Linked DNA regions of Homo sapiens: region 2 is linked to region 1. A link is an interaction called in ENCODE POLR2A ChIA-PET data of the cell type or tissue named here. Cell type or tissue: PC-9. All regions are shown on one strand. Links, peaks and the distances in the headings refer to the core of each region. The heading gives the core; the rest is flanking DNA. Region 1 overlaps GCAT (glycine C-acetyltransferase). Region 2 has its middle 6.8 kb from the start of GGA1.

Region 1 (4,386 bases), core at 285-4,284:
AGTGAGAATGGGCTCACATCTCAGTCTCCTGTGTAAGGTCCCAGAGGGCAGGCTAGGCTGGGACCAGGTCTCACCAACATGTACATTCTATCCTTATGCCTAGCAAGGGCCTGCCACACAGAAGGTGCTTGCTAATACTCAAGGCAGGCCGGGCACAGTGGCTCACACCTGTAATCCCAGGACTTTGGGAGCTTACGGGTTCGAGACCCACCTGGGCAACATAGTGAGACCCTGTCTCTACTAAAAATTTTAAAAACTGGCTGGGTATGGTGGCTCATGCCTGTAACTTTGGGAGCCCAGGAGTTCAAGACTAGCCTGAGCATTATAGTGAGACCCTGTCTCAAAAACAAACAAACAGGCTGGGTGCGGTGGCTCATGCCTGTAATCCCAACACTTTGGGAGGCTGAGACAGGTAGATCACCTGAGGTCAGGAGTTCGAAACCAGCCTGGCCAACATGGCTAAACCCCATCTCTACTAAAAATAGAAAATTAGCTGAGCACGGTGGTGTGTGCCTGTAATCCCAGCTACTCCAGAGGCTGAGGCAGGAGAATCAATTGAACCTGGGAGGCAGAGGTTTCAGTGAGCTGAGATCACGCCATTGCACTCCAGCCTGGGCAAAAAGAGTGAAATTCCATCTAAAAAACAAATAAATAAAAAACTGGGTGTGGTGGGCACCGGTAGTCCCAGCTACTCAGGAGACTGAGGTGGGAGGATCGCTCGAGTCCAGAAGATTGAGGCTGCAGTGAGCTATGACTGCACCATTGCAATACAGCCTGGGCAACAGAGTGAGACTGTCACACATACACAGGGAAAAACCTCAAGGCACCATGGCACAATGGAATAATGCTCTGGTGCCAGGCACAGTGGCTCACGTCTATAATCCCAGCACTTTGGGAGGCCTAGGTGGGTGAAATCAACTGAGGTCAGGAGTTCGAGACCAGCCTGGACAACATGATGAAACCCCGTCTTTACTAAAAATACAAAAATTAGCCAGGTGGGGTGGCGGATGCCTGTAATCCCAGCTACTTGGGAGGCTGAGGCAGGAGAATCACTTGAACCCAGGAGGTGGAGGTTGCAGTGAGCCGAGATCACACCACTATACTCCAGCCTTGGCGACAGAGTGAAACTCTGTCTCAGGGAAAAAAAAAAAAGAATAATGCTCTGGGTGTGAGGGATCTGGGTTCACATCTTGGACAAATCTCTGCTGTTTCAAACTTTCAGGCTATCTCTGTGAGTGAGGAGTTGGCCTCTCTAAGCCTCACTTCCTTCCCCAGGCGGAGGCTGAGGGTGGACCCAGGCGTCGCCCCACCTGGGCCTCCTGCAGCTTGGCTTCTAGGTCGGCCATGTCCAGGTGGCGATAGCGGTACTTGTGGGCCTTGCACAGCCGGATGCCGTCGATGATGGAGGCATGGTTCAGCTCGTCCGACAGGACTGCGTCCTCTGGGGTCAGCAGGGCCTGGAGGGAGGCAGTGAGCGTAGAGCCATCATTTAACCACCCTGGGCTTCTCCCTTGACCGGGACTCCAGCAAATCAAAAAACTGTACTGCCAGCCAGGGCGCTCCTCTGGGTAGAGAGGCAAGGTGTTCTGTGCTTCTCTCTGGGGCCCCCGTGTCTCAGTGCCGGGCTGGACCAGCGCCCTGCTCTAGTAAGAGGAGGTGAGAATATATTTGGTGAGTACCAGGCCCCCGCCTCCCCCAGCCTTCCAGCTGATGTAGCTTATCCCCCAAAGGCTCTGGAACTCAGGCTCCCTGCAAGCCCCAGGATTCCTCCTGGAGCACCTACCTGGCCCAACCTTGACCTCCAGAAGCGGGCTCTGGAGCCTCTAGGCATGGCACTGAATCCTGCTAGGTTCTCCCGACTGCCCACACCCAAGCCTTCCTCAGCCTAACAGGCCCCACCAACCCTCACCCGCAGGACAGCTTCCACACACCTCAAAGAGGCCGGCGTTGGCGTCATAACAGCTGGGATAGAGGATGGCATCCTCCCGCTGGTGGAAGCGGGCTATTTTTGCTTCTAGATTCTTGTGGATGCTCTGAAGAAAATGAGTGAGACACGTGTTGATGCCTGTGGGGTCATGTGGGACAAGTTCGAGGGGACAGAGGCTTGGAGGACCACAGAGACCCAACCCAGAAAGCCTGCAGCCTCAGTCTCCTTACTTTCTGCCACACATGGGCTATCCCAGAGCTGCCAGGAATCTGACAGACAGTTCCCACTGAGGAACTGGGGACCTGTTAGGTTCCCTCCCTGGGCAGACTTTGGTTTTACAGTGGCAGTCTAATGGTGGAATTACGGGCACTCGTGGAGAAGAAAGATGTGTCTTCCTAACACCATACTGAGTGTCTTTTTTGGTCGCCTAATGGTGAAGAAAAAGATCACAGAGGTAATTCTGGGTTCACCTGGGCCTCTAATTTGTAAATTTGAAAACTGTTGGGTCTGGGTGAGGGCTTTGCTGGGAAGTGACTGGATGCGAGTCAGGAGTTCTGCCTCTGACATTCATTTCACTCTCACCTTTCTGAGAGGGCAGTTAATGATAATCACAAGTAGTCAGGAGCACAGACTCTTTCTTTTTTTTGGCAAATGAGACAGGGATTCTCTGTCACTCAGGCTGGAGTGCAGTAGTGAGACCATAGCTTACTGTAGCCTTGAACTCCTGGGCTCAAGTGATCCTCCCAACTCAGCCTCCCCTCCCTAGTAGCTGGGACTACAGGTGCGCACCACCACACCCAGCTAATTAAAAACATTTTTTTTTTTTTAGAGAGAGGGTCTTGCTATGTTGCCCAGGCTGGTCTCAAACTCCAGGCATCAAGTGATCCTTCTGCTTTGGGCTCCAAAAGTATTGGGATTACAGGTGTGAACTACCATGCCCAGCCAGCATGGACTCTTGAGCCAGGGTTCAAATCCCACAACAGGCTGTGTGCCTCTGGGCAAGTCACTTAACCTCTCTGGATCTCAGTGTCCTCATCTCAATAGCGGGAATAAGAATAGCAACTATCACTTAGGATTAATGAGTTAATACTTGTAATGTTCTTTTTTTTTTTTTTTTGAGACAGAGTTTCCCTCTGTCACCCAGGCTGGAGTGTGGTCGCACCGTCGTGGCTCACTGCAACCCCTGCCTCATGGGTTCAAGCGAGCCCGGCCAGCTAATTTTTGTATTTTTAGCACAGACAGGGTTTCACCATGTTGGCCAGGCTGGTCTTGAACTCAGTAATCCACCCACCTCGGCCTCCCAAAGTGCCTGGATTACAGGCATAAGCCACCACGCCTGGCCAATAGTTGTAATTTTCTTAAAAGAATTCCTGGCACATAATAAGTACTATTTAAGTTTCATACTTATATAAATTTATTTTGTAACATTTGGAAAATAAATAATAGCCAACATTCATTGAGCAGTACTATGTGCCAGGCTGTTCTATGCTTTTTTTTTTTTTTTTTTTTTTTGAGACAGAGTCTCACTCTGTTGCTCAGGCTGGAGTGCAGTGGCGTGATCTCAGCTCACTGCAACCTCCACCTCCTAGGTTCAAGCGATTCTCCTGCCTCAGCCTCCCAAGTGGCTGCGATTACAGGCACCCACCATCATGCCAGCTAATTTTTATATTTTTGTAGAGAAAGGGTTTCGCCATGTTGGCCAGGCTGGTCTTGAACTCCTGACCTCAGGTGATCCGCCTGCATCAGCCTCCCAAAGTGCTGGGATTACAGGCATGAGCCACTGCGCCCGGCCTATTCTAAGCATTACATGTATTAAGTCTTTAATTTGTAATGATCCTATTAAGTGCTATTATCTTCATTTTCCCTATGAAGTAATTGAGACAGAGAAAAGTTAAGATACTTGCCCACAGGAACAGGGACACTAAAGGGCAGCACTGGCAACTGTGCTCCCGTCAGAACAGCCCCAGAGCCCTTAGTCTCAGTTCCTGCCGCCTACTCCTCTTTTCTTATAGAAGGTCAGGTGTGAGGGACTCTGTTTTGCAGGTGGGAAAATGAATGCTCAAAAAGGCAGTTTCCACTTTGGAAGGCCAAGGTGGAGGAGATCACTTGAGGCCAGGAGTTCAAGACCAGCCTGGCCAACATGGTGAAACCCCATCTCTACTAAACATATAAAAATTAGGCCGAGTGCGGTGGCTCACGCCTGTAATCCCAGCACTTTGGGAGGCCAAGGTGGGTGGATCACGAGGTCAGGAGATCGAGACCATCCTGGCTAACACAGTGAAACCCCGTCTCTACTAAAAATACAAAAAATTAGCCGGGAGTGGTGGTAGGCGCCTGTAGTCCCAGCTACTCGGGAGGTTGAGGCAGGAGAATGGCGTGAACCTGGGAGGCGCAGCTTGCAGTAGCCAAGATCATGCCACCGCACTCCAGCCTCAGCGACAGAGCGAGACTCCATCTCA
Region 2 (4,386 bases), core at 216-4,215, 210 kb after region 1:
GGTGACTACGCAGACAGCAAGTGCAAAGGTCCTGAGGTCACACAGCTAAGAAGACAGAAAGCAGAATTTGAACTCAAGCTTGATTCTCTGCACCCAAAGTTCATGCATGATCCCAGGAGCCATGATTCCAGATGCTGCTGCTGACTGGGAGAGAGCAGACATCAGAAAGATGACAGAGCCTACGGAATGGATGTATTCAACTCCTCATGTATGTGTGCAGGGGACAGGGAGAAGGGCTCTATTTTCTGAATCCGATCTGGGCCAAGTGGTGTAACCAACATCATTGCCAAAATGTGTGAATTTACACAATAAAAGGCTCACAAAGTATTAAAATTTAGCTCTATTTCCCGGTGAATTTAATAAATTATCTTAATTGAAAAGAATCATGTTGGCTGGGTGCAGTGGCTCACACCTGTAATCCCAGCACTTTGGGAGGCCGAGGTGGGTGGATCACGAGGTCAGGAGTTCAAGACCAGCCTGACCGACATGGTGAAACCTCGTTTCTACTAATTAGCTGGGCGTGGTGGTGTAAGCCTGTAATCCCAGCTACTCAGGAGGCTGAGGCAGGAGAATCGCTTGAACCCGGGAGGCGGAGGTTGCAGTGAGCCAAGATCACACCACTGCACTCCAGCCTGGGTGACAGAGCGAGACTCCGTCTCCAAAAAAAAAAAAAAAAAATTATAATAAATATTTATTTATTATAAATAAAATTAAAAAAGAAAATGATGTTTAAGATGAAAAGAAATATAATTCAGTACAAATATATAAATGCCTGTGTTACAGAAGATTATCTCATTGGTTGTTTGCAGTTAAGCCTTTCCCCCAAAATCTAGATTGCCTGAAACAATGGGACAGCAAAAATAAGACCTGCTACAAGGTCAGCAAGACCCCGTCTCTACAAAAAATTTAAAAAATTAGCCAGGCATGGCCAGGCACAGTGGCTTACTCCTGTAATCCCAGCACTTTGGGAGGCCGAGGTGGGCAGATCACCTGAGGTCAGAAATTCGAGACCAGCCTGGCCAATATGGTGAAACCCCATCTCTACTAAAAATACAAAAAATTAGCCGGGCTTGGTAATGCATGCCTGTAATCCCAGCTATCTGGGAGGCTGAGGCAGGAGAATTGCTTGAAACCTGGGAGGCGGAGGTTGCAGTGAGCTGAGATTGTGCCACTGCACTCCAGCCTGGACAACACAGTGAGACTCTGTCTCAAAAAAAAAAAATTAGCGAGGCATGATGGCGCCTGCCAGTGGCCCCAGCTACTAGGGAGGCTGAGGTGGGAGGATGGATTAAGTCCAGGAGGTTGAGGCTACAGTGAGCCATGATTATGCCACTGCACTTCAACCTGGGCAACAGAGTGAGATCTCAAAAAAAAAAAAAAAAAATCTGCTGCAAGGGAAATCTGGGCCATTTCAGGGTGGGAGTGAGGGGACTGTGGCCACTAATGAAATGGATTTGTTCATTGGGCTTTTCCATGTCCTGGGAAGATTGGGGGGCAGGTGGGAATCTCCCATGTGACAGTTCATTTCACTACCTTTGATCTGATTCCAAATCAGGATAATTTGCTACCATTTATTGACTCATCCATTATGTGCCATGGCTTTTTCATTTATATCATACCAGTACTTTAAGATAGTTATTAGTCTTCTCAAATTACAGAGGAGGAAAGTAGAGGGCCAGTGAGGTTACAGAAACTCTTGCCTGAAGCCATAAATGGGGAGCTGGGGCCAAGTTCTGCTTGATTTCCAAGGTGCTGCAGGCTCTACCCTGCTGGTTTTCTCTGGGTGACCACCATGTAAAAGCCCCTTGGAGAGGCTGGGCACAGGCACAGGGGGCTCACGACTGTAATCCAAACACTTTGGGAGGCCAAGGCAGGAGGATCACTTGAGCTCAGGAGTTTGAGACCAGTCTAGGCAACCAGAAAAAAAAAAAAAAAGAATTAGCTCAGCGCTGAGTGTGGTGGTATGCAACTATAGTCCCAGCTACTCGATACGGCAGGAGGATCGCTTGAGCCCAGGAGGTCAAGGCTGCAGTTAGCCGGCCCAGGAATGTCTGCCCAAAGTTAGAGAACCTTAACCTCTGCTCAGTCCACCTCATGCTCCCCAAGCCAACTGTTCCTGCCTGCTCTAGCTCCCCAAGGACCTTAGATCTGAGAAGAGCTTATGTAGATTCACCTCAAGGTCTGACTACATGGTGTGGACCATCTCTGCTGCAGAGTGGGACTCTAGTCCCCAGCCTCCTCTGCCCCAGCTCTTCATAATATCAGCCTCTCCCTACTCTAGGTGCTCAGGTGTACCGGATGGGGTCATGTTTGCCAGTGACTGAATTGTGTGCCAACCAGTTAGGGGACAGAAGGGGCTGGGGAATGAAGAGTCTGAGCAACTCCCTTTTCCCCACCCCCGGACACCTTTTCATTGGGTAGGAAGATGTAAATTACAGGGGCGTGGACACTGAGGCGGATACTATGCCCTTACCCCACTGGCCAGAAGGAAACTAGAGACAGCGGATTTCATCAATGGGAAGACAATATGCAAATACTGCCCCGTGTTAGTTGGCTGATGGACAGTTGCTACTTTTCATTCTTGTGCTCTAGCACTTGGAGTTTACAGCATGACTCTGAGGTCGAGGTTACACAAGAAAGCAATTAATGATTCAGCGCCCACCTTGTGCCAAGTCCTGTGGCAGGACAGGGGAGGAAGTTGGGGGGAATAAGAGAGGCAAGCCCCTGCCCTGGTAGAATTTACATTCAAGTAAATTACTCAGCCCGTAAATGAACAATATACTTTCAGATTGGATGGTGCCACAAAGACAATCAGCCAAGAAGCTGTAGGCTGGTGGGGCTGTCCGAAGTCCTGTGTGGGTTTATTCAAAGTGCTGCAGAGGAGGGCGAGGGACCAATTACCCGACAGGTGGCTGAATGAGTGTGAGACAGAAGGGGCAGTGAATGGAGAATGAGGAGGAATTTCCTCCCCAAAGGTGGGTTGGGGGAGATGGTGTTTGCTAAATAAAATCTTTTTTTTTTTTTTGAGATGGAGTTTCACTCTGTGGCTCAGGCTGGAGTGCAGTGGCTAGATCTCGGCTCACTGCAACCTGCGTCTCCCACATTCAAGCAATTCTCCTGCCTCAGCCTCCCGAGTAGCTGGGATTACAGGCACGAGCCACCGCGCCCGGCTAATTTTTTTGTATTTTTAAAAATTATTTATTTATTTTTGAGATGGAGTCTTGCTCTGTCACCCAGGCTGGAGTGCGGTGGCACAGTCTCGGCTCACTGCAACCTCTGCCTCCCGGGATTAAGTGATTCTTCTGCCTCAGCCTCCCGAGTAGCTGGGAGTACAGGCATGCGCCACCACGCCAGCTAATTTTTGTACTTTTAGTAGAGAAAGGGTTTCTCCATGTTGGTCAGACTGGTCTCAAACTCCCAACCTCAGGTGATCCACCTACCTCGGCCTCCGAAAGTGCTGGGATTACAGGCATGGGCCACCAGGCCCAGCCCTGTTTTTTGTATTTTTCATTGAGACGGGGCTTCACCATGTTGGCCAGGCTGGTCTCAAACTCCTGACCTCGAGTGAGCCGCCCGCCTTGGCCTCCCAAAGTGATGGGATTACAGGCTTGAGCCACCTCGCCCAGCCTGCTAAATAAAATCTTTAGAACTGGGGAGCATGGCAATGCTGGAGGGAAAGAAGTGCAGGACAGGAGAGTGCAGAGCTGTGTGACTTCGGGTAAGTCACTTCACCTCTCCAACCTCGGTTGCTGGGAGGTTAGAAATAACATGTACATGGCCGGGCACGGTGGCTCATGCCTGAAATCTCAGCACTTTGGGAGGCTGAGGCGGGCAGATCACCTGAGGTCAGGAGTTCAAGACCAGCCTGGCCAACATGGTGAAACCCTGTCTCTACAAAAATACAAAAATTAGCCGGGCATGATGGCACGTGCCTGTAATCCCAGCTACTCGGCAGGCTGAGGCAGGAGAATCGCTTGAACCCGGGAGGCGGAGGTTGCAGTGAGCTGAGATTGAGCCACTGCACCCCAGGCTGGGAGACAGAGGAGGCTCTGTCTCAAAACAAAAACAAACAAAAAAAGGAAGTTACACGTACATTACCTAGCACGCGGTAGGCATTCTATAAATTCTTTTTTTTTTTTTTTCTGAGATGGAGTCTCACTCTGTCGCCCAGGCTGGAGTGCAGTGGCGTGATCTTGGCTCACTGCAAGCTCCACCTCCCGGGTTCATGCCATTCTCCTGCCTCAGCCTCCCGAGTAGCTGGGACTACAGGCGCCCGCCACCACGCCCGGCTAATTTTTTGTATTTTTAGTAGAGACAGGGTTTCACCGTGTTAGCTAGGATGGTCTCGATCTCCTGACCTAGTGATCCACCCACCTGGGCCTCCCA

Evidence for each region. ChIA-PET counts read pairs that join two places held together with the same protein. Peaks named below come from ENCODE experiments on the same cell type or tissue, not always from the same donor. Only the 100,000 strongest peaks of a DNase experiment are listed, where the experiment ranks them.
Region 2: POLR2A ChIA-PET joins it to region 1 with 8 read pairs; 15 of 35 experiments call an interaction of 5 or more read pairs at or near these places.

The regions. Positions count from the first base shown.
Region 1 is chr22:37,810,534-37,814,919 of GRCh38, reverse strand. It overlaps GCAT (glycine C-acetyltransferase), which reads right to left. Exons shown (of 9, transcript NM_014291.4): 3 at 1,932-2,033; 4 at 1,311-1,457. Among named protein-coding and RNA genes, the nearest start is that of GCAT, 4.8 kb to the right of the region's middle. In PC-9, for the core only: no CTCF peak of the experiment used is centred there; no DNase peak of the experiment used is centred there.
Region 2 is chr22:37,599,876-37,604,261 of GRCh38, reverse strand. No RefSeq gene overlaps it. Among named protein-coding and RNA genes, the nearest start is that of GGA1, 6.8 kb to the left of the region's middle. RefSeq lists a silencer at 2,406-2,700. In PC-9, for the core only: no CTCF peak of the experiment used is centred there; a DNase peak (open chromatin) is centred at 2,501; H3K4me3 peaks cover 397 bases; H3K27ac peaks cover 1,503 bases.